5 separate regions of the Mus musculus genome follow, and all the other regions are linked to region 2. The links are chromatin loops, found by intact Hi-C in ENCODE. Cell type or tissue: heart. All regions are shown on one strand. Region 1 holds the start of Gm22504 (a small nucleolar RNA gene). Region 2 has its middle 4.8 kb from the start of Cavin3. Region 3 holds the start of Olfr687. Region 4 has its middle 7.4 kb from the start of Cnga4. Region 5 has its middle 11 kb from the start of Olfr685.

The links. Peaks named below come from ENCODE experiments on the same cell type or tissue, not always from the same donor. Only the 100,000 strongest peaks of a DNase experiment are listed, where the experiment ranks them.
Region 1: a loop joins it to region 2, with 3.0 times the contacts of the local background. A loop is called at or near these places in 3 of 42 quality-filtered maps.
Region 3: a loop joins it to region 2, with 3 times the contacts of the local background. A loop is called at or near these places in 4 of 42 quality-filtered maps.
Region 4: it touches region 2 in a loop (7-fold over the local background); 24 of 42 quality-filtered maps call a loop at or near these places.
Region 5: it touches region 2 in a loop (16-fold over the local background); 8 of 42 quality-filtered maps call a loop at or near these places.

What each region holds. Positions count from the first base shown.
Region 1 is chr7:105,642,243-105,647,242 of GRCm38, forward strand. Gm22504 (a small nucleolar RNA gene) reads right to left here and starts at 234; the gene lies at 96-234. It also overlaps a transcript of Timm10b not described here. In heart, a CTCF peak has its summit at 2,164 (motif pointing right); no DNase peak of the experiment used is centred here.
Region 2 is chr7:105,474,938-105,479,937 of GRCm38, forward strand. No RefSeq gene overlaps it. Among named protein-coding and RNA genes, the nearest start is that of Cavin3, 4.8 kb to the right of the region's middle. In heart, a CTCF peak has its summit at 3,088 (motif pointing left); DNase peaks (open chromatin) are centred at 824 and 3,054; H3K27ac peaks cover 694 bases.
Region 3 is chr7:105,223,906-105,228,905 of GRCm38, forward strand. It overlaps Olfr687, which reads left to right and starts at 3,812. Exons shown (of 2, transcript XM_011241955.3): 1 at 3,812-3,899. The coding sequence starts at 3,812. In heart, a CTCF peak has its summit at 2,373; a DNase peak (open chromatin) is centred at 4,346.
Region 4 is chr7:105,409,511-105,414,510 of GRCm38, forward strand. It overlaps the pseudogene Gm4972. Among named protein-coding and RNA genes, the nearest start is that of Cnga4, 7.4 kb to the left of the region's middle. In heart, a CTCF peak has its summit at 2,565 (motif pointing right); a DNase peak (open chromatin) is centred at 2,571.
Region 5 is chr7:105,168,068-105,173,067 of GRCm38, forward strand. No RefSeq gene overlaps it. Among named protein-coding and RNA genes, the nearest start is that of Olfr685, 11 kb to the right of the region's middle. In heart, a CTCF peak has its summit at 2,854; no DNase peak of the experiment used is centred here.

The DNA.
Region 1 (5,000 bases), 170 kb after region 2:
GACAGCATGGGGTCTGCATTTATTACTGTTTTACAGGAGATGGAGCACAAGTACTTGTGCTTGCCAGGCAAGAACTTTTTTTTTTTTTTTTTTTTTAATGTCAGGCTATAAACCATTCTTAGTGCTCAATGGCTTCTGGACACTGAGCATAGAAAGAGCCACTTGCTCTTTGCCCCAATGTCACAGGCAGGGCTGAGCAGCTAGGCCAGGTCTGTGGTGCTGATCTAGGACAGCATCTTCAGGGCAGCAGGCAGGAACTTGTAACAACTAAGCTCCCCACTTCCTCTTCACTGCTTCCCGTAATTCCATCCCATCCCTTCCCTTCCAGTATTGCATCAGGTGACCAGCTTTCTTTTTTCTTTTTTCTTTTTTTTAAACAGAGGAATTAAATTCCTCGTCAAAACCAACTATTCACAGAGCAGATTTGCAGAGCAGATTTGCTGTCCTACCCCCCACCTATAGGTCAGAAATAGGCATCTATTTATTTATTTATTTATTTATTTATTTATTTAGAGATGTGGTCTCATGTACCCAAGGCTGACCTGGAAATTGTAACTAAAGATGACCTTGAACTCCTGGTCCTTCTGCCTCTACCTCCCAAGTGTTGGCCAGCCAAAAAGTTGAAAATCTTAGTTGATTCCATATTGAGAGGCAGATCTTGCTCCAAGGCTTGTTATACATGCCTGTAATCCTTAACAGGGCAAGAATTGTAAGTTTGGAAGCAGTCTGCACTGTTAGATCAAGACTCTACCAATAAAGTGCAGCTGGAACATTAAGCCTGATATTCTTTGCACTACAGCAGGCTGTTTCTCTAAATCGTGTCTGTTGAGTTATTTTGTATAAATTTATCATACTTACTCCTTTTAATTGTGAAACTAGGAGGTATTATTTTTCACTAGACAGGTAAAGAAGCAAGAAAGCAGACCTTAGGAGAGCCCTGTCTTACACAGTTCTTGGAAAGCAGATTTTGGTGTGTCACTTTCCTTTCTTTTCCTTTCCTTTCCCTTTTCTCTTTTCTTTTCTTTTCTTTTCTTTTCTTTTCTTTTCTTTTTTTCATTTTCCTTTTAGGTGGTTTTGCCGTGGACCCATTGGCCTTCAGCTTGTGATCCTCCTGTCTCAGCCTCCTAGATCCTGGAATTACAGACACAGGCTACAACCTGTTGCTAGATAATTCTTTAGGCATATAAAACTTGCTGACCAGGAGCTTCCTTAAAGAATGACCTGACTACAAGATTAATCTTATTCCTTGACAAGTACACATGTGAGTAGAGCAGCTTGTGAACTTGTTAGTTCCCAAAACCAGGAAGGTGGAGACCCAGGATATTGTGTGGCTGCCGAGAAAGCGCTACGTCAGCACCTGTATGTATCCTTTCAATAAACATGTGCTGTGAGTTGTCTGTGTTTCCTTTCTTCCTATGTCACACATAATTAGTAATTGCTGAAAAAAGACTAGGAAACAGATATGCCCGAAGCCTACTCTCTGAATGACCTGAACTTTTTTTGCTCTGTCTTGTTTTGTTTTTGAGATGGTCTTACTATGCAGTATCACACCTTGGATTCAAATTAGCTGGCCTTTACTTCCAAGTGCTGGGGTCACACCTATGCCCTCCACACTAAGTGTAGAGAGCTCTTACACCTAGCACTATTTGTAGCTTGTTTGCCTTCAATGCAAAAGCAAATGTGCCTCAATCCGGCCTGCCAGTCCTTTTCTCCTTTCAGTCTCCTCTCCAGTTTCTTCAACATTTAAGAGAAACCCCTTCGTACTGCCCACTTTCTATACTTGCTGATTGTTTTCAGGTCTTGCCATTGGCATGGTAAGGGCAGGGCAGAGTTCTCAAACGCAGTGTGCAGGAATTATTTGTTTTGCTTTTTTGTTTTTGAGACAGAGTTTCTCTGTAGCTTTAGCTGTCCTGAAACTCTGTAGACTAGGCTGGCCTCAAACTCACAGAGATCCATCTGCCTCTGCCTCCTGAGTGCTGGGATTAAAGGTGTGTGTTATCACCATCTGGCAGGGATAGTTTTGTTGGTTTGGTTTGGTTTTTGAGGGGAGAGGGTTTCAGGAGGTCTAACTCAGGTTTTTGTACATGTTAAAAAAGTGCTCTACCTTTGATCTATATACCCAGACTAGGAGTAAATTTCGACATAGTCTTACCACATCACAACCACTGGAGGGCAGAGGTGGTGGTCCTGCCATTCTGACTTCAGAACTTCACTGTCTGTTCCTCTGCCCAATCTGTTTGCTTTAAAGCTGTTCATCCATTCAACCTGCTCACTGTTTTACTCTTCTCATGGACTTTCCCCTCTCCCCTTAAATAGCTCTTGTACTTCTATTCACCACTTCTGCTTTGATGTTTATACAGACAATCCATTCAGTAGTTAAGATCACTTCATTCCATTTAGTTGTGTCTTGGCTATTGTCATCATTCTAAGCCACCCAGTCTTCAGAATACTGCTACTAAATCAAACAACATAACACTATTTCTTTAATTTTATTCACTGACCATATTCTTTCTGCTTGGTTTAGAAGTCACTGTCCCTATAATCATTTGATTTTATTGTAGCTTTCCCATTCTTTCTTTTCTCACTAGCACTTCTCTTTACATTCCTAGCCAGCTTAAATGCCAGTGATATTCCTGCTAGAGCTGACTTTTTTGTAGGTGTCCTTCCCTCTTATGACACATTTGTGTCTGCATTTCAACAACTACATGCTACTTAAGGAGATCATTGTAGAGCATATTTATGCCAGTTTGAATTCATGGTTAAGTTCAAATGGAATCTTGGCTCTCAGACTCTCATTGAGTATGTGTGTGTGTGTGTGTGTCTTTTGTTTGAGCAGTGTATCACTCTGTAGCCCTGTCTGGCCTGGAAATTCAGAGATCCTCTTCCTTCTACTTCTCAAGTGCTGAAATTAAAGGCACCCACTACCACACCCAGTGATTTTTCTGTTCTTTACTACTCCCCTAAGTAACTATTTTAAGTCAGTATCTGTAGCCCTCTTTGTCCCTTATTGTTTCCTTTCTGTAGGCCATTTTATTCCTCCATGGGGAAAAGTAAAAGCTGTCTGTAGGTAATCTCTAGTATCCTACTACTGACTAACCCATCCACATTATTCCCTTTCCCTTCTGAATAGTGAGAAACTCTCTGGACCAGTGCCAGTGCCCATTCTTGGAGTCCTAGTCGTTCGTACTTGAGTGCTTCCAATTTCCCCTTGTTTATTGTTGTAAATTTCTAAATATGCTAAGGACTCCACTGTTAAACAGTTATATGGAGTTTCCAGTTACCATCCTATTTTTACCACTTTACAGAGGTATCTCAGACACAGTTGTATCCACCTTGCAAGCCATTATCCATTCCCATTCCCCAGACTAGCACAGTTAGAGTTCTGTAGCCCTTACTCTATTCAAAAAGTGCTTACTATGATCACCTGGTAACCTTATATCTCTAAATCCATTGAAATTTCCTGGGCCTCTACATACTTCATCTCTCAATGGCATCTGATAATATTTATAGTTAGTGCCTCATTGACATCCTCTCAGCGTCTTGATTCCATAATTAGGTTTTACTCCTATCCTTTTAATTATGGTGTCCTAACCTTTGTATTAGGCTCACCCTCTTCATAGCCTTCACTAAGTCATGTTCTTTTTCTCTTGAATATTTCTAGAATGATTTCATTCCTCAATTTTGCATTTTAGGTACTCATGGCCCTATGTGTTGCGCTGACTTGAATCATGCTTTACTTTCTCCTACTCCAGCCACACTGGCCTTTGGTTCCTTCATACACTGTCCTAAGGGCCTTTGTATTTGTTTATTTCTGGTATATAATGCAGGAGACATCCTGTTTTACCTACTGAACTTCCTATCCAATTGCTATTTCCTTAAGGACATTTTCCCAAAATTCTCATATAGTTCTTGTATGTTGGGTGTGTGACACTTCTTAATGGTATGTACTTCGCAAGGACAGAATCCATGTCTTTATAACTCAAATCGCATCCTCATCAAAGCAACTAGTACATAGTTTTTTAGCTTCCTTCTTATTTTATTATTAACAATGAAAAAAATCAAGAGAAAGTTTGTTTTGTTAGATGATATAGAAATTCTGCAAATGTAACCTTTTGTCAGTAATTTAGAGTTTGACATCTTATTGTTTGTTTTTGAGACAAGCGCTCTCTATATTGCCTAGGTTGGTCTTGGACTCTAGAGATGCAAACTCATCCAAGGTAGAAAATTGACCAAAAGTAAGGATACCACTATAGTCTAACTTGTTGAACTAGTGAATTTATTGAGACTACTTATAGGAGTGTATATAAGGGGTTATTTACAGCACCAGAAATGACTCTAAGAGAGCACATCACCATGGATGACAGGTCACAAAAGCTAGAACTTCAGACTCGCTGCATAATTGGAAGACAGCTTGACAGATTGGAGAGTGTCTGTTCCAAGGTAGCTTCTCTTTTCCGAGAGTGTCTCTCAGCAGTCCTTACTGCATATGTGTGCCTGGTGAGGGAGGGCCTGATGCTTCTGGTCAGATTCAGGAACATTTAAGTTTTGAATTGTTTACTTCCTGAATTTTAAAGAGCTTCCCTGCGGGATTCGGTATCTCAACTCACTTTAGAGCATCCTACATCTTTATCTTAAAGAGCTTCCCTCCAAGATATAATGTTTGGCTAGAGGAAATTATTATTATGACACCATCCTAGCCTCTGGAGTGCTAGGACTATAGGAACAAGCTCCCATGCCAACTGGACATGCCTTTTTAATCCCCAAACTCACTGGATGGTATCTTCTAACACTGTATGATCAATCATCACCCAAAGGCCCATTTATAGCAAGCAGTTTACTCGTTCAATTTGTAGGTCCTATAATTGTGTGTAAATATTTCCTTTTTAAAATTCTTTTCAGTAGTTCCTTTTAACCTTTTCATGCACATTGTTTTGCTTGCATGTATGTCTGTGTCAGGATGTCACATTCTCTGGAACTGCAATCCAGTTGTGAACTGCCAG
Region 2 (5,000 bases):
AGTTCTGGACGTGGCTGTGCCCATGAGTCAAAATAGACTCATTTAGGACTCTTCTAGCCCCAGGCAAAGGAGTAATTCAACAAGAGTCAGCAACTAGAAAAGGAAGTCAGGTTGGCATGAAGACTGCTGAAGGCCTTAAGAGGCTTTCCCTGTAATGGCCACCCCTGATGGAACAGAGCACTTAACTCCAAACTGTATTACAAGGTGGGCATGGTGCCACTCAGGAGTCTATGCAGGAGAACTGAGAACTCAGGGACAGGCTGGACTACATAGGGAAGCCCCGACTCTCAAGTACAGCAACTTCTGTTACAAAGGCAAGGTTCATGTGAACTCCATAAAGGCCTCATCCTTTTCAGGAAGGGGGCTTTTCCAGACAGGGTCTTGTAGGCTCTCATGCCCTTTAACTCAGTAATTTTCTTGCCTTAACCTCCCAAGAAGCCACAAATATCAAAAGAACAGTATTTTTTTTCCCAGTACTAGGAATTGAATCTAGCACCTCATGCTGAGCAAATGATCCACCAGCGTGCTATCCTCACCCCAAGTTAAACAGTCTTTTTTTTTAATTCTCATAACAGACCTGGTAAAGAAAATTGGCAATTGCCAGCCATGAAGCCCAGATGTCTTTGAATATGAAAGCTATGCTCCGATGGCAGCTGGACACCTACCAGTTTAAAACATGTTTGTTAAAACAATCCACAGGAAAAAGCCAAGGCTTAAAAGAACACAAAACAAGGACAAATAATGACTGGGCTGAGGAGAGATTGGGGAAGTCCTAGATGACTCAGCCCGGTGTACCCTGCTATATATAGTAGGCCTCCTCCAACATATCCCAGGAGGAGAAGCAACTGCCACGGACGGGAATCATAGTAAGAGATTCTGACCTCAGGAGATAGGAAATGCTTCAGTCACTGCCCTAGTGTGCTTACTATTGCTGTGATAAACACTGTGACCAAAAGCCACCTAAGGAGGAAAGGGTTTACTATACTGTTAAAGAAACACAAGCGCACGCATGCGCGCGCGCGCACACACACACACACACACACACACACACACACACACCACACACACACACACACACACACACACCACACACACACACCACACACACACACACACACACCACACACACACACACACACACACACACACACACACCACACACACCACACACACCACACACACACACACACACACACACACACACACACACACACACACTGATTAAGTAGAAACCACACCCAAACACCTGTTTTCACAGAGAAACCCTCTATTAATCGAGGAAGAAAAGTTAATGTCGCTGCTTTCTACCCCAGGCAGAAAAACAGCAACAAACGACCTTGCAGGTGTAGTTTTTAAGAAGAGAAAAAGGGGAGGTCTGCGTTCGAATGGGCTAGGATTCAGTGGTGTATCTTGATTGGGCATGTCAATTAGGTGAGCCAAAGAGGGGCTTTTGATTGCTGGACTCCAATACTTTGACAGCTGGGCTTTGCTCGGCAGTCTCAGGAGGAGGAAGTGACCAAATAAAGGCATATACCTTGGTGACTAGCTTTAGGGATGTAATCTAACAGCTTTTAGCAAGGCAGAGGTGATGCAAAAGAAGGTCAAGGTCTGCCAGAGCCATGTTTGCCAGGCCCAAGCTGGCTAGAGTACCTTCAATTATAGCTTGCAGGTCACCATATTAAACAACCCAGGACTAATTACCCAGAGGTGACATTGCCCACGCTAAGATAGGTCCTCCCACATCAATCATTAATCAAGAAAGTGACCCCACTGACCTGCCTGGAGGTCAATCTCAATTAAGGTTCTCTCTTTCCAGAAGATTCTACCTGGGTCAGGTTGACAGAAAACTAACCACTGCTGTCAGTTACGTTGTCTAAAAAGAGAGTTGATGGGAGGAAGATAGTGAGCTCCTGGACTCCGGGCTTTCTCAAACACAGACCAGATAAAAATAGACAAGACTGAGCAAGACACTCTAGTGGACACAATGACCTTGAGGGGTCTTCAGGACTGGGGTTATGAGTCCTCTACTTACAAGAAAGAAAAGCCCAAAGGATTTCCTGTATTTACTCAGGGGAGAAATTCCTCACCATGAGCGCATGTATTCTTTATTGCTGTAGAAGAAATATCCCATCAGAAAACAGGCTCGGTCACCTTACTTATTATCTTTATATGCTCTATGATCTGTCTGACGTCTCTCGTAGGCTCTGTGGCAAGATGAAAAATGTTCTCTCTGGCTTACTCGGCAGTTAGATTGCTTAAGGACATTAATGAATCTAGCAGTAGAGTTCACCAATCTTTCTTGAACTTCGCTATTTCAGCTGAATCATGCTGCATCAGCAAATACATCTCCATTTCTGGCCTAAAGATCTGAGAGCCAACCTCTGAAATTTAGTGGTCCATCGGTGTGTGTCCACCTGCTTACAGCAGCTGTGTCTGTCTGTGCTGCACTGTGGGGCAGCTGGTGCTCGGCCTGTGCCTCTCTGCCTTTGCATCTATAACCTCATTAGCAATTACTGTAACTGTGACAATTGAGAACATAATGTAACCAAGTGGCCTATTAAGAAACAGAGCTAATTTTGTTTTCATTTGATTCAATTATTTGCTACTGTAGACCAATTAGGAAAAAATGAAAACTAACATTCTACCTTCTTGGAAGTTCGCCAAGTCTTTGGGTTTCTAGAAATTTCTGGAAATTAAGAACCTAGACCTTTTGGGTACAAAATATTCTTCTAAGGCCTTCCTTTTGTTTTGAGTTAAAAGAGAGAAGTCAGGTGGATTCCTAGGGATTTGAAAAGTCGAGGCTTTATTTTTCCTGTCCCTGTGAGTGGCAGATTTCTGAAAGTAAAGGCAGCAACCTGGTGTGGTGTGGTGTGGTGTGGTGTGGTGTGGTGTGGTGTGGTGTGGTGTGAATGCTAAGGTTTGGGAGCCTGCAGGAGGAGCCTCCAATTTCCCCCTGTGCCCCAGACCAACAAAGTCAAGTGAATCAACTGTTCCCTTTCTGGAAAGTCAAACCAAGCTGACAGAGTTGTGGAATGTTGGATGAAGCAGCAGCTAGGACACTGGTACCCCAATAGTGACACCATGTGGTCAGAAGGAGCACCAGCAGCACAAAAACAATGAGTGGAACTTCCTCCAGTGCAGTTGTCAGTCTGGCAGAGTGGGGTGAGGTAGCAACCACAACCACGACCAGGTCATAGAGCATTGAGGACTGAGCAAGTAGTGCTCTGGACCCTGAAACAGGTGTGCCTTGCTGAGTTTTCTAGGAGATGAGATTTAGATCACGTAGCTCAACACGACAACATAGTTTCAGTACAATGAGAGCTCTTGGGGCTGGACCCTGAGCCCACATGCTTGTGTTTTCATGCAGTTCATAAGCATAGCTTGAAGGGAATTTCTGTATAAAACATTTGGTGCAACAGCATTCCCATAGTGACCTGTCACATGAGGTGAGGTGTGATCTCCCACTTGTGACATCATTTCAGTGCTCGGAGTTTTTAACCAGAGACCGTCTTGCGTGAGGACACCCAGCAAGAGACAGAAGGAACCAACTCACAAGAGGTCTTCAGGGACAGTGGGAAGCTTTAGCTCTATTGTGAAGGTGATAAGAGACAATAAGGGGGTGAATCGGGAGACTGGCAGGATATGGCAGGCAGTCTAACCCTGGTCCCGTGAAAGACTGCCTAAAAGGGCTACAGATAAGAATGTGAACGGGGAGTCAAGTCCATGATCATTGCTTCCTTGTGTGAGGGAGCGACAGAATCGTTTATCCAACCAGAAAGCTTAACTTTAATTCTGAATCATACTCAGCAGGGCCTGCCACATAGTAGGCACTCAATAGATGACTGTTGGTTTTGAATGGAGCTTATTCAAAAGCTATAAAAGAATATAGGAGCTGGAGAGATGGTTCAGCAGTTAAGGACATCCATTGCTCTTGCAGAGGACCTGGGTTCAGTTCCTAGCTCACAACTATCTGTCACTCAGTTCCAGAAGTCCCAGTGCTCTCTTCTGGCTTCTGTGGGCATTAGGCATACATGTGGTGCACATACATACATGCAGGCAGAACACAGAAAATAAACCTAAAAAGAATGTTTTAAATTAGAAAATAAAGGGCCAAGGATGGCCCCAGGGGTAGGAATGTGTGTGTGCATAAACCTGGTGATCCGAGTTCAGTTCCCACAGCGGGAAAAGAGAGCAACCAGGAAAAGTTGTCCTATAACCTCCACACATATGCAGAGATACAATGCTTCTGTTTGTTTGTTTAATATGATAAAAAACAAACTTCCAGAGTCACTGGGCAACTTCTGTCCCTTAAGTGACATAAGAGAGCAGGTTGTCTCCCAATCACATGCACGTCTTCTGTGTGTGCCATCTGGCCCAGAAGTACCCACTGGTGTCTCAGCCATTCCTCAGATCTAGTCACAGCACCCATAGCAGCTCCACCAGATGTGTGGGCCAGCTGCTATCTGTACACCCGTAGTAAGACATCATGAGCAACCAGCTGTGCTTCTGCCCTACCTGGCCAAGGAGTGAGAAGCTTGGCCGACTTCAAGCAGCTGGGCTTACACGCAGACCCCTTTCCTAAGAAGGTAGTAGCTAATCCATCACACACACACACACACACACACACACACACACACCGTGCCCACTGGTATTTATGATGACTGCGCTTGTGCTGGATATGGGAGTGCCCACATAAATGGTGGTGAACATCAAACATTCCAGAATATTTGAAAGTCCATGAGACTGACATGACATGTCCCCTCAACGGGGAATTAACACTGCAGTTTCTCTATTATGCATCAAGTGGGAAATTAATTCTGCATGCTATACTAACTACTGAGAAGATTGGTTTTTAAATTTTTAAAATGGGTGCCGGCTTTTGGCCTGAAATGAGGCAGATTGTGGCAGCAGGCATAGCATCCATCTGTCTGCTTTCTCCAACTAAGTCTAACCTCCTTCTTTTCTCTGTCTCCCAATAAGACTGACATACTATGGATAAA
Region 3 (5,000 bases), 250 kb before region 2:
AAAAGAGACATGCATCGCCTCACTTGGTACAGGGAACTACTCACTAAGTAAGCACTCCCAACTGAGCTCAGTCCTCCTCAAGATGTACATTGTAGAGAAGGCACAGGAGTATGAGATCCAATCTTTTTCCTGAAAGCCTAAAGTTAATTCCTGATTAAACACCTTCAAAGTCTCATCACAGACATAACTGAGAGCGTCTCTTCAAAATGTCTTTTGTCCCCAATTCTAAGAAGGGGCACAGTGTCCACACTTTGGTCTTCATTCTTCTTGAGTGTCATGCGTTTAGCACATTGGATCTTCTATCTTGGGTATCCTAAGTTTTGGGCTAATATCCACTTATCAGTGAGTACATATTGTGTGAGTTCCTTTGTGATTGGGTTACCTCACTCAGGATGATGCCCTCCAGGTCCATCCATTTGCCTAGGAATTTTATAAATTCATTCTTTTTAATAGCTGAGTAGTACTCCATTGTGTAAATGTACCACATTTTCTGTATCCATTCCTCTGTTGAGGGGCATCTGGGTTCTTTCCAGCTTCTGGCTATTATAAATAAGGCTGCTAAGAACATAGTGGAGCATGTGTCCTTCTTACCAGTTGGAACATCTTCTGGATATATGACCAGGAGAGGTATTGCTGGATCCTCCAGTAGTACTATGTCCAATTTTCTAAGGAACCACCAGACTGATTTCCAGAGTGGTTGTACAAGCTTGCAATCCCACCAATAATGGAGGACTGTTCCTCTTTCTCCACATCCTCGACAGCCTCTGCTGTCACTTGAATTTTTGATCTTAGCCATTCTGACTGGTGGGAGGTGGAATCTCAGGGTTGTTTTGATTTGCATTTCCCTGATGATTAAGGATGTTGAACATTTTTTCAGGTGCTTCTCTGCCATTCGGTATTCCTCAGGTGAGAATTCTTTGTTCAGTTCTGAGCCCCATTTTTTTAATGGGGTTATTTGATTTTCTGGAGTCCACCTTCCTGAGTTCTTCATATATATTGGATATTTGTCCCCTATCTGATTTAGGATAGGTAAAGATCCTTTCCCAATCTGTTGGTGGTCTTTTTGTCTTATTGACGGTGTCTTTTGCCTTGCAGAAGCTTTGCTGTTTCATGAGGTCCCATTTGTCAATTCTCGATCTTACAGCACAAGCCATTGCTGTTCTATTCAGAAATTTTTCCCCTGTGCCCATATCTTCAAGGCTTTTCCCCACTTTCTCCTCTATAAGTTTCAGTGTCTCTGGTTTTATGTGAAGTTCCTTGATCCACTTAGATTTGACCTTAGTACAAGGAGATAGGAATGGATCGATTTGCATTCTTCTACATGATAACAACCAGTTGTGCCAGCACCATTTGTTGAACAAAACACCCATGGAAGGAGTTACAGAGACAAAGTTTGGAGCTGTGGCGAAAGGATGGGCCATCTAGAGACTGCCATATCCAGGGATCCACCCCATAATCAGCTTCCAAATGCTGACACCATTGCATACACTAGCAAGATTTTGCTGAAAGGACCCAGATATAGCTGTCTCATGTGAGACTATGCCGGGGCCTAGCAAACACAGAAGTGGATGCTCACAGTCAGCTATTGGATGGATCACAGGGCTCCCAATGGAGGAGCTAGAGAAAGTACCCAAGGAGCTAAAGGAATCTGCAACCCTATAGGTGGAACAACATTATGAACTAACCAGTACCCCGGAGCTCTTGACTCTAGCTGCATACGTATCAAAAGATGGCCTAGTTGGCCATCACTGGAAAGAGAGGCCCATTGGACACACAAACTTTATATGCCCCAGTACAGGGGAACGCCAGGGCCAAAAAATTGGGAATGGGTAGGTAGGGAAGTGGGGGGGAGGGCATGGGGGACTTTTGGGATAGCATTGGAAATGTAATTGAGGAAAATACATAATAAAAAAATATTAAAAATTTTTTTAAAAATTGTTTGCTTCAGCAGATAACAACTGACACTTTCTTTTATACACACACACACATATATATATATCAGCTTTAATTAAAAGCAAACAAAATAAAAATTAAAAAAAATAACAAAATCTTTTAAAATAAAAATATTAATAACAAAAAATGTCTTTTGTCTTTCTGTTTAATAAAATCATTAACTGATTCTGAACTTGTTTTCTGTGACAGATTTCAAGGTCCAGGTGCATCTGTGTGTGACCCACCTTGCTCTGAGAAGACCCCCACAGCTTCTGTGCTCAACCAATGGAATTGCATGCCCAGCTGCTCATAACAAGATGGCTTCACAGAGCTGCCAGAGAGGTCCCCAAGGTGCCAAGCTGTACTGCTCTCTGCTTTTTTTTTTTTTTTTTTTTTTTTTTTTTTTTTTGCAGTCCTGGCTCTTTACCACAAGGCAGCAGCCTAGTACCACCCAAGAAGTGTGGAGGGCTGAGCAAGCCACTCCAATCCAGCTTAGAGGTCTCATGGATGGCAGAGTGACTGGCTGGCTTGTGAAGTTTATTATTGTTGTGTCTGTGGTGCCTGCCCTCAGCAGGTAGGATGCAGATGGAATGAGAAGGAAGAGGGAGAGGCTGTAGCTCTTGCCATCCCTGGTGGGTTCTGATGGATTCCCATTTACTATGGTTGTGGCTCCTTCACCCTGCCTGCACTGAGTGCTCTTGTACATAGAACAGAATACTGAGTGATTGTGCAGTCAGGCTTTAAAGACCTACAGTGTGCCATTTGCCTTGATTGTAGACATTTTGGTGCCTTGCCACTTTACCCATGATGTGGGAACTAGGGGGAAAGTTAGAAAAAGCCTACCTTCATGTCATCTAGACATTTGTACTAATGTTTTTGCAGAGGCAGGAGGGACAGTTTTCATCTCATGGGGACATTCAAAGGGACTTAGTTTTATAGCCTGAGAATCTAAGTTAAAATTCTGGCTGTTTTAGCTCTAGGATAGCTTTTTGTTCTGTCATCATGGCAGACAGAGCTCTCTCTTGTAGCTTACACCCCTTATCACACCACCAAACATGTTCATGGACTGAAAATGTAACATTCTGATAATATGCCCAAGTTGTTCTAAAGACACATAGATGAGAACCTAGCAGACTTCTTTGTACAAATTGATAAGTTAGGGCTGCTGAGGTGACTTGACAAATTAAACCTGATGACCTGAGATTGGTCCCTGGAGCCAAAATGGTTTAAGGAAAGATCTTATTTCCACAAGAGTCCCCTGCTTCTACAGAGATGCTGCAGGCCCATATGTGTGCTCTCTCTTGTTCTCTCTCTCTCTCTCTCTCTCTCTCTCTCTCTCTCTCTCTCTCACACACACACACACACACACACACCCCTTCCAAACACTAACATACTCAATAAATGTAAAATTGTAGTTAAGTATTTCACTATCTGATTGTAAAATGTGCACATAGGCCCCTAACAGCCAAAGCAATTGTCTAAAGAAAGGACAGTGCTAGTCGATCTATCTAGGGTAATGAGGTAAGAGCTTTTCTGAGCTGTTCAAGGCTATATAACAAAAGCTATTTATCACTTCACCATGACTGGGTACTACAAACCTCCTTTAACTGGGTTCTCATATTGCCATAGGTAGATTGGAAGTGGCGATGGCAGGGAAGACTCAGATGGTATTCCTACATGAAGATGTCACCATACCCTGCAAAATCCCTGGCTGGACCTCAATACTGTGGGAGTCATCTGGTCTTTGAAGAAGGACAGGAATGAATCTGAGGTCCAGGTGTTTGAGTTTTATGGAGATCAACAAGAGGCAGTTCGTCCTGGAGCTGATGTGTTCTTGTTGGGGCTAGAACTTGGAAATGCCTCACTCCATCTGCCCACGATGGAGCTTCGAGAAGCAGGAGAATACAGATGTAAGGTTGTGGTCACCCCTGAAAAGGCAGAGGGGACAACCAGGCTAGAAATTGTTGGTGAGTCCTCTGTGAAAGTGCCCTGAGGTTCTGATGCTGCTGGGGTAGTGGTAGGTGTGTGGATGGCCAAGCAGAGCAGAGGGTTAGAACATGGGTGAAGGAATCAGGCTTTCAACTCCACTGCAACCCAAGTCCATAGGCAAACACTGAAGAGGATAAAGCAGGGGAATCTTGCTTATCTTTTTATTTTGTCATTTCTGCACAGAAGTGCTGATTTTAAAATTGCTTTGGTAATTACAGCGTACTATTCTTTCCTGCATAGTTCATGATCTGACATTATTTACTAATTTGGCTTTTTGGAAAATGGTTTCAGGTAGCCTAAGCTGGCTAAGACTTACTGTGCCCTGGAATTCTCTTCCTCCTATCTCCATCTCCTGAGTGCTGGTGTTGCAGCTGGTGCCTCCACAGCAGGCCTTATTTGTGCATTGTGTTATCAGTATCACAGCAGCTTTCCTGAAGGATAATTCCTGGAAATGCTCCTGACACTTCTGAATAGATGCAGGATGGCCATATCTCCCTACAACATCTCTTTAACCTGACAGCTCATTTCCACAGAAAACACACTAAGAACCCTGTAGTGGTGTCCACTAGAGATATGCTCACTGCTGTTTTTGGAATCTTAAAGTAAAATTGTTAATGGTGCTATCTGAGGCAGGATGGAAAACAGGGGCGATAATAGAGAGAGGGTAGAACCCCTTACTCTGGGGAACCTCTCAACAGCTTAAAACATTTTCAGCACAATTCACACGTGAATACTGTGAATGTTGAGCACACTGGGGTATTTATTTTAAGAGTATTGGGGCTGGAGAGATGGCTCAGTGGTTGAGAACACTGTCTGCTCTTCCAAAGGTCATGAGTTCAATTCCCAGCAACCACATGGTGGCTCACAACCATCTGTAATTGGGCCTGATGTCCTCTTCTGGTGTGTCAACAACAAGATGCTCATATATATTAAATAAATATTAATTAAAAATTATTAAAAAGAGTGTTAAAATAGTAATATGCCATGTCTGTGCCTACAATGCCCCAAGCAAGGCCGTCTCCTCTCCCAAGGCTTTGGCAAAGTCCCAAATAACATGAATAGCTTTGTTTACAGTGGGA
Region 4 (5,000 bases), 65 kb before region 2:
TATTTGAATAGCAGCGTCTGAACCAGGAATCATCAGAAACCTCTGCCCCATTTTGATTACATAAGCTAGGTCTCTTAGGACTTCACCAGCAATTCACTTAGCGGCAAATGTTCCCATCCATCTACACAGGCTTAGAGGTGAAAGGACAGAAACTTCTGGACCTCAGGGTGGAATATTCCTTAAGACTGATTAAAGGAACAGGAATCTTGAAGATTCTGTTAGGTTTTTTTTTTCTTGCTGTACCATCTTACCGCAAACTCCACAGCCTAAAACAGCACCCACTAATTACCTCACAGTTGTGTGACTCAGATCCACGCTCTTCTCAGAGCCTGCTAAGACTGAGTTCAGATGTCAACTGCGCTGGGCTCTTAGCTGGAGGCTTCAGAGAAGAATCTGCCTCCAGATTCAATTAGGCTATTGGCAGAGTTTGCCAGTCTTGACTATGGGACTTGGATCTTTGTTTATCTGATGCAGTCACTTTTAAGCCCACACCGCCCACACCACCCACACCCGCCACTTTCCCCAAGCATTCAATTTCCAGGACCAAGCAAAGGAAATGCTCTTCTTCATAGGACCCCATCATATTAGGCTAGGTCAACCTGAATCACGTGAAATAACTTCTCTGTTTGGCTTTAATTACATCTGCAAAGCTCCCTTTTCCATAATCAGAAGGCAATAGTAATAACCAAACTTCTGCCCACTGTAATCTCCTGGGAGGAGGCCACCTAGATCCCACTTTCACAGAAGGCATGGGACTGAAAGAACTCAGAGTTGAGTGTTTGTGGAAACTAGAGGTTGACCACAGTGTCTCGAAGCACTGGAGTCTCCGAATGTACCCTGTGACGGTGTGTAAGCCTACACGAGGCACATCCCAGCTGGCTCTGTCAGAACACCATAGACTCTGCCCTAAGTCAGGGAAGAGAAAACAGACAGAAAGCCATAAAATACAACAGAGATAAAATCCCCTGTAAGTTGGATGGTTAGAAACGTTAATGAAATTGGCAAAACCCAAGATATTTGTATTTCTTATGTCATTAAGGAGGCATTCATGACTGCTATACACATAATATATTTTTGGTTCTCATAATGATGTTAGGAAGTTTACTATTATGCTCATTCTCTCCAGAGCAGGAAACTGCAGCCCATAGAGCAACTGAGAATAGATTTGATTTGTTGAGAAGTTACTTTACGCCAGGGTCTGGACCACATGTATTGTCTCAATTCATCATTACAGCCATATGAGAAGGATATCGGTACTATCTTCATGTTGAAGTGCAGAAAATGAAGCTATGGGATTAAATAACAAACCCCAAATTATAGGGCTCTTAAGTCACATCGAAGGAAACCTAACTCACATGAATAAAATGGAACCTACATCTAATTATTTTTATATTTATTTACGTGTTCATTCATTCAGTTATAATACCAGATTTGGGGCTAAAGCAATTCAAGCTCCTTCCTTCACAGAGAGCAATGTGACGCTTTTGATCAATCACTGTGGTAACCAGGGGAGACCAAGTCATTCCAGCTAAGCAAGGTTGTGACCTACTGTCAAGGTTGTCCAGTGTGAGGAAGTGTGATCTCAAGGACACAGCCACAAAGGTGGGAAGCACCTGCTACACTGGGAAGGGGAGAGTGGGGCAAGCATCTGCACACCTACGTTATGTGTGCTGCTAGATTTGCCCCCAGAGCGTCAAAATATGCCAAGGGCTTTTCTGCTGAGATCGCGGACTCTTGAGATTTAGCTCTTCTCGCTTCTAGCAGACGCAGACCCTCACTGTCTTCTCTCAAGAGTCCTGACTGCAAGATGCCTTGAACTGGCTGAAATTCAAGGTGTTCACCCTCTCCTGTTTTCCCAGTTAGCTATTCTCCTGCAGAAAAATTACCTGCCCATCCTACCCTAGCTCTCTTTTTCTCTCTCTCTCCCTCTTTCTTTCTCTCTTTTTTCTTTCTCTTTTTCTTTCTCTCTCCCCTTCCTTTCTTCCTTCCTCCCTTTCTTTCTTCCTCCCTTTCTTTCTTTCTTTCTTTCTTTCTTTCTTTCTTTGTGTTTGGCTACTAGACCTAGAAGACATATAGAAATAAATTGTGAAGCTTGAAAAGGAGTCAGATTCATAGGGAGAAGGGCTATCCAACCTGAGGTAAGACCTAACACAAACTCTAAGAACACGAGGCCAAGTGGGTGGATTCTTGCTTGGGGTTCAGCTGGAGTTGTCAAGCTGGTATCAAAATCCTGACTCAAGTTGGGGTACCTTTTAAGCTGGACTGAGATACTGCAGGTGGGACAGAGCATGTCATTGTAGGCAATCACACTTGAGGTTTGCTTCTGCTCTACAAAATCTTTTAGCGCTATTGAGAGCAAATGTTAGAAAATTAAAATGCAGATTAATTTATGAATGTAGAATTCCCACCAGCATCTGGTGGATAGAAATTTCTCCATAATGAATATCATCTATCACTCATGTCCCTCTACCTGTGATTTTGCCTTGAGAGTTCTGAGGCTCTAGCTGTCTAGCTCCTGTGGGCCCAAGAATTTATGGCCTCTGGGCTCTTCTGGCAGTACCAGATGCGGCCAGCAGAGGGCGCCAGGTTCTTCCTCCTCTTACAACCCTCTGTTCCAGGCTTCATAATTTGAAAAACTGTGAGACATTCCCAAGAAGACAAGGAATTTCAGGGGCAAGGAATAATATTGGTGGGCACTGTGATTTTTTTTCAGTTACTACTGTACTTTATTGTGTTCAACCAAATCACCATGTTACAAAAATAGCAAGCTGCCGTAATAAAAGATAAGGCTCCTCTATCCAGCACCAGTTAGCATCATTTTACTTTCAAGCCTAGAAATGCCATAGACACATCCAAAGAACACAACGGAGCAGAAGAGCCACAGCTGATGGATTCATGGGACCACCCAGTGTCCAGCTGAGCTACTCTGTGGTATCGCTCTCCTCCTCCTATGGTGCTTCATGCTCCTTAGGACTAAACTGTATGCACTTACAGACTGTTTACGCACTTGTATACAAATCAACTGAAGATGCAAATGTTACACCGGAGGTGCGAGCCTGTGGAGCCTCACTGTGCAGCAGCTCTGTCACTGTAAATGCTCTATGCCCCTTGTGTCTCAAAGGATGATGTCACAGACCACTTTACCCCTGCGGCTGCTGGCATTATTTGACTTCACTTTCCCTACCCACCCATCCCACAGCCTTTACAATTTTGTTTCTTCGGTTTTGATCGCCTGAGGTTTGATTGGTCCAGTTCTAACAGGTTTGGTGGTTATGGTGGGTGCAGGGGGTGGCTTTTCTTCTACTTTTTCCTGGCAGGTGCCAGGAGGGTCACTCAGCGTTTCAGGGTTACTTGTATCACTGTCCACTCTCTGGGCTTTGCCTCCTATCTGTTTGTTCTGTTGCTGTTCAGAGAAGAACCGCTGCGTGGACTGAAGAACCTCTGCTCTCTGCTTTGCCTGGGGTGCAAACTGTGCAGGAAACGGCTGTGTCATGCGCACTGTGGCGGGGGCTGACTGGAACTGTTTCTGATACACAACGCTGCTCATTTTGCTAGACTGGCTCTTTGGACTTGTTGATGTAGCCCTGAATGGACTAGACGTTGGCGTGGTGCTTCGACCACCAATTGGAGGTGTTCCTGGTTTGATATCAATGCCACTCCCAAAGGCTTTTAGTTCCATTTCAGACATTTTTCCTGTGGTCGCCATCATGCTATGCTGTGTTCCAGCAGGGATTAATCCTCGGAAAGGCTGGCTTACTTGGGCAGGACGGCTCAAGCTCTGAGCCTGTGCTTGTGGGGTCGTGTGCTGTAACTGGGGCTGAAGTGTCTGAGGCAAAGCAATCAGAGGTTGTCCTGTAGATCCAAAATTCGTCAAGGAAAGCTGGGATGCTGGTAAAGGTACTGTAACCTGCTGGAGAGCACTGGGGGATTGGGCAGTGTTATAAAAATTTGTCTGACCAGGCTTCTGTACTTGTCCAGAGTAAAGATTTGAGGTTTGAGTAAGATTTGCTCTTGCCTGAAGAAGATGTGTATCAATAAGCTGAGAACTTCCTAGTCCTGATGCCTGCCCCAGCTGATGTTCACACAGAATAGGGATGGGCTGAGTATTTGAAGTCTGCTGAAAGGCAAGACCTGATTGTGCCTTGGCAAGTTCCTGGTGCTGGACAGCTGGGAAGTTGTGGATAGCTGTACCAGAGAGGACAACTGGAAGGCTGGGAAAGACTGCTTTGCATAAAGGCTGGCTGTGATCTGTATGGTTGAATTGAAGAACTGAATAATTCCTGAGCCTGTGAAACAGCAGGCCCAGCCCCCAAACTCAGCTGGGCTTGATGCTGCCCTTGCAGTGGGGCATAGATAGGGATTGGAATCTGCTGAACTGATGTCGGCTGCGACAGACCAGGTTGGAAGCCCTGCTGCTGAGCCAGGGATGGTGGAGCCAATCGCGCATGCTGAGTATTGAATAGGGCACTGTGATCTTGACTTGCTTGTGAAAACACCTTTTTCAGACTTTTTTAATTTTTAGATTTATTTTATTTATGTATGCACATGCCTGGTACCTTCAGCCATAAGAAGAAGACAACAGATCCCAAGGAACTGGAGTTACAGATGGTTGTGAGTCACTTTGTGCATCCTGGGAGCTGAACCCAACTCCTTACAATATTAACAAGTACCTTCCCAGGTTCAATATCTTAGCCTGTTGCTCTCAGTCTTCATCCCCAGCAGGACCCACAGGAGCAGCAGAAGCTAATAATTTGGGGACATTCTTAGAAGCTCTCTCTGAGTGGCTTTTCTTTGACTCTATTAGCCCTCAAGTGAGGTCTTGACCTGGTAGATCTCTGGTTTTTATCGACTAACTTTGAGGCCCAGTCAGCCATCGAGTGTGATTATCCAGCCAGAGACAGCCTCTGGCTGTGTGGCTCTGCTCTCCCAAGGCACAAGCTCGGGGACCTGGAAGGCCAATACTGCCCCTGATTTCTTTCCCCTACGCACCATTAATGCCT
Region 5 (5,000 bases), 310 kb before region 2:
TTAATATGTAGATTACTTTTGGTAGGATGGCCATTTTTACTATGCTAATCCTATTAATCCATGATCATGGGAGATCTTTCCATTTTCTGATGTCTTCTTTAATGACTTGAAGTTTTTATGATACAAGTCTTTCACTTGCTTGGTTAAAATTAGCCCCAAGACATTTTATATTATTTGAGGTTACTATGAAAGGTGTTACTTCCCTACTTTTTTCTTAGTCCATTTGCCATTTGTATATAGGTGGCCTACTGATTTTTGTGAGTTAATTTTGTATCCAGCTACATTGCTCAGTGTTTGTAAGCTGTAGGAGTCCTCTGGGGAAATTTTTAGGGTCATTTATGTATACTATTATATCATCTGCAAATAATGAGAATTTGACTTTTTCCTTTCCAGTGTGTATACAATTGATTTTCTTCAGTTGTCTTACTGCTCTAGCTAAGTACTTCAAGTACTATATTAAATAAATATGGAGAAAGGGGACAACTTTGTCTTGGTCCTGATTTTAGTGGAGTTATTTTGAGTTTCTCTCCATTTAAGTTGATGTTGGCTATAGGCTTGCTGCAGTCTGCCTTAATTATGATGAGGTATATCCTTTGTATCCTTAATCTCTCCAAGACTTTTATCATGAAGGGATATTTGTCAAAGGCCTTTTCTGCATCTAATGAGAAGATCATGTCAGATTTTTTCCTTCCAGTTTGTTTATATGTTGGAAAACGTTTATTGATATATAATATATAATATATTGAACCATCTCTATATCTTTGGGATGAAGTCTACTTGATCATGGTGGATGATCTTTTTGATATATTCTTGGATTATGTTTTCAAGCATTTTATTAAGTACTTTTGCACCTATGTTCATAAGATAAATTGGTCTCTAATTCTCTTTATTTGTTGAGTCTGTGTGTTGTTTGGGTATCAGGGTACCTGTAGTCTCATAAAATGAACTGACCAGTGTTCATGTCTTCAGCAGCTAGATTGCTTTCTCTCCCCTATCTTTTATATTCTGTTGGTAAAGTTTGCCTCATAGTTAATAACCAAATTGTTAATTTTTTATTAGAATTCTTTGTTTGGATTTTCTTTATTGAATCTATTTTCAATAAAGAAATTGAACAGTTTTATTCCTTTCTTCTCACTGTTTATGTTTTCCTGGATTTCTTTAAGGGATTTATTTCCTCTTTAAAGGTCACTTTCACTTTTCATAAAGGCTGTTTTGAGATCTTTTTCTTGTGCTTCTGCTGTGGTGGAATATTCACGACCTATTGCCATAGGGTTACTGAACTCTAGTGGAGACATATTGTCCTGGACGTTATTGAATGTGTTTTTATGTTCACATTTGGCATCTGGGATTGGGGTGATTATAGGTTTATGTGCAGATAGCACATTTTGTCTTTGTTGGATGCTGTTTGGTTCCTTGGTTTCTGTTTCTTCTCTGGATTTTAGGTGGATGTGGTAGCTGTATGATGCCTGTTAGAAATTTTTCTGTGGACCTGACAGGCATGACCACCAGGGGCTCCAGGTACAATGTGTTTCTGGATATTGGGTGTTGACGCTTAGGAATGGTTCTAGGATAGGATCTGAGGGCATTCACAGGAGAGAAGAAAGCAGAGTGTTCCACCAAGATCTGCTCAGTTAGCCTCCTTGTAATGGGGGTAAAGAATAAAATAAGTCACTCCAGAAGGCCTGCCATAGAGCTTGGGATGAGACTGGGATTTGGATCTTGAGAAATAGTAGGAGAGGGGAAGATCTGAAGACAACCTGTCTGCTTCTCTAGTAGGAGTGGCTAGGGGAGTTAGCAGGGTGTGCCTGCTACAGGTGGTGCTGGGATAAAGCAATTAGTGGTGAAGGGGGGTTAGGAAAGGATGATCTGTGGAATCTACAGATGTGGGCAGTGAGGGAAGGAAGGCTGCAGCAGGTGTTCCACTGAAGAGTTAGGGATGAGACTAGAGGATTGAATTCGGAAGGATAGAGGGATTGATAAAGGCCTTCAGTTAGCATATCTGGCTTGCTCAACTGGTGTATTCCCAGGGGATGCCTGCTGGTGTTGAAAGCTGAGGTAATGTAATGATTTGGGGGAGAAGAGCCTTCTGATCCATTTGGGATAAGGTCAGAGAGGAAAGTAGGTGCTCTGCTGTAGAGGTAGTAATGAGACTGGGCCCTTGGATCTGGGGGAGCAAAATGAGAGGTGAACATCTGTATCAGCCTGCTTGCTTCTCTGATGGGAGTTTTACAGGCTATTTTGCCCATAAATCCTTCTAAAAGTAGCTTATCTATAAGCAACTAACCATGTTTTTAAAAATCAATAAATAATACTTAGCTATAGATGATGAACTAAATTGATGTAATTGTAGCTACAAATGATGGCATATATCCTTAGATCTAAAACTTGGGAAACATGAGGATACCAATTTTAAGAACTACCTGAGCTATATAGTTAATGCCAGGTTTCATAGTAACACACTGTTTCTATAGTTAAATGAACAAATAAACTTATTATGTATTTCATTTATATATATATACAGATATTGATAAAGTAATAGATTGTTAAATACCAAGAGTTTATACTGCCCTGGTGAAGGCTTGACTAATATGATTTGGTTTGATATTAGCTTTAAATGTCACCAAGGAAAGAAAATCAGAGCATGTGTTTTATTGTTTTTGATCTATTGAATTAACCACTAAAAGCCCCATATGCGTTATAAGTAGGAAGTACAGAATCTTCATGAAGTGACTGGCCCACACATAGGTTTTAGAAATCCCTCAGTGACTGCTGAAACAGAATTGTCAGCCGACTTTCAAACATGAAATAGCAGTGCAGAACTATAATTCGCTCCTTACTGTTATTCTCAATCATAGCCACACGAAGGCACTGTTGCCTTGCCAATAATGAAGAGTCTTCTTCCTTGCAATAATGCTATTGCTTACTCCTATTGGCTGTACAACTTTGACATTCCAAACTTTGTTGTCACAGTCAGCCTGTATTAGCAAAGAGACCTCTCATAGATTTCCTGTTAAGTGACAAAATGTGGAGCCTGGAAAGATGATTCAGAGGCTAAAAGCATTTCCTGCTCTTTCTAAAGATTGGAGTTCACAATCGCCTGTAACTGCAGATCCCATACCCTCTTATGGCTTCCACTTGGATGTGCACACACACACTCACACACACACATACACACACACAGACACACACACATCAGATAGATAGATAGATAGATAGATGATACATACATACATACATACATACATACATACATTATAGATTCCTTCAAAAGATATTTACAAATTTTCTATATATCACCAATTTGAAATTTTACTTCATTTTATCTACTCAACAGAGTGTTCAAAGGCTTCTGCTAGAACAATATCATAGTGTAGGAACCTCAAAACAAGCAACTCTTTTCTTCATCTGCATTCCCTGTCATCTTTACCTGTATGTGAGTTTGCTTCTGGGCCTGTCTAATTGTCTGGCTTGCTCCGTCAACCATCTTCACTGAGACCGGTAACTTGTGGGAAAACTGAGTGATACCCAATGGCATCACTTGTCGTCCAACTTTGTTAAAGTCCATTTCTGTGGTATTTAACATTTGAGCATGAAAGTCAGAAAAACTGAAAGAAGGAGGCAAACCCTGAAGTTACTGCTGTGTTTCACACTGTAAAACGTAATTTCAAACTTCTAAAACTGGGTTGACTGTATCAGTTGGCATGTAAATAGCATCTAGGATGTATCAGGCAAGAATTCGCTGAAGAACCACATAATCCGATCTTTCTCAACTTGTTCTAACAAAAGCATTCCATCCAACACAGAGTAGCACAGGTTAATGTATTTCTTGTCATGCACACAGTCATAGGCACCTTCAGGATGTGATCTCTAGGGTAGGATGGAGGGCTGACTGTATGTTTGGCTGCTTTTGTTACTGTTGATTTTTGTTTTGTTTTGGAGTTTTTGTTTTGTTGGCTTTGTTTGTTTTTTGATAGGGGTGTGTTTGGCTGGTCTTTGTTGTTTTTGAAGACAAGGTTTCAGTGTGAATGCTAGGCTGACTTAGAACTCGTTCTCCTCATGCCCCAGCCTCTCAAATGTTGGGATTATAGCCATAAATCACCACACCCAGCCAAGTGGATTGTTTCTGCAAATTATAGGTGTGCACTCTGCAGAAAATAAAAGTATCATTGTTACTTGAAAGAATGTGAATGACTACACTGGATGAAAAAAGAAAAAAAATAGATGAGCAGAGAGATATTACAGAAAAACTAATCTTGAATTCATGAGAGAACTTTCCCATGGAGACTTCTAAAGTAGAGTCCTTTCTTCTACCTGAAACTTCTTTTGAAAGAAGGAGGGGTGGGCTGTGAACCAGATTGTAAGAGCTTTCTCTAACCTCCTATACCTACTGTCCAGTGACAAACTAAACCCAGCATCTCTGGCTTTATTCCATCCAAAACCCAAACCCACCGCAGGCCTTGTTTACTGACTAGACAAGAGGAAGCACACTTGCTAGTCTCTCATCCACAGCAGGAAATGGAATCTTATACAAAAACAGACACTGAAAGACCACCCAGGGGATGCCTCCACCTATACCCAGTCATCCACAGTTCCCCACAGCTCTCACATCCTTGACTTCCTATTTAGTAGAAGCGAGTTAGTCAAAGATCCCTGCCTACCCAACCCTGTCTGCTGGCTGCTCTCCCTGCTTAGTCCCATATGTCTTACCCTCTTCCTTTAACCTGGAACTCACATGTGCATCTACTGCTATAGTAACCCAGCCAGGCCTTTGGTGAACAAACCATGAGGGTTATAGAAGTTCTTAATTCTCACCTCTTCCTAGTCCCAGATGACTTGGGAAGCAGACTTGAAGGGTAATGAGCTGAGGTTTTAGGAAGTCTATCTATGAAACAACTAAATTGGAATATGCAGGAGAGGACAGTTTCAAAGTAAAATAGAAATTGTAGGGACTTGGTGCAAAGACTGACCCATAAACAGAGATGGAAGGGAAAGAAAGAAAC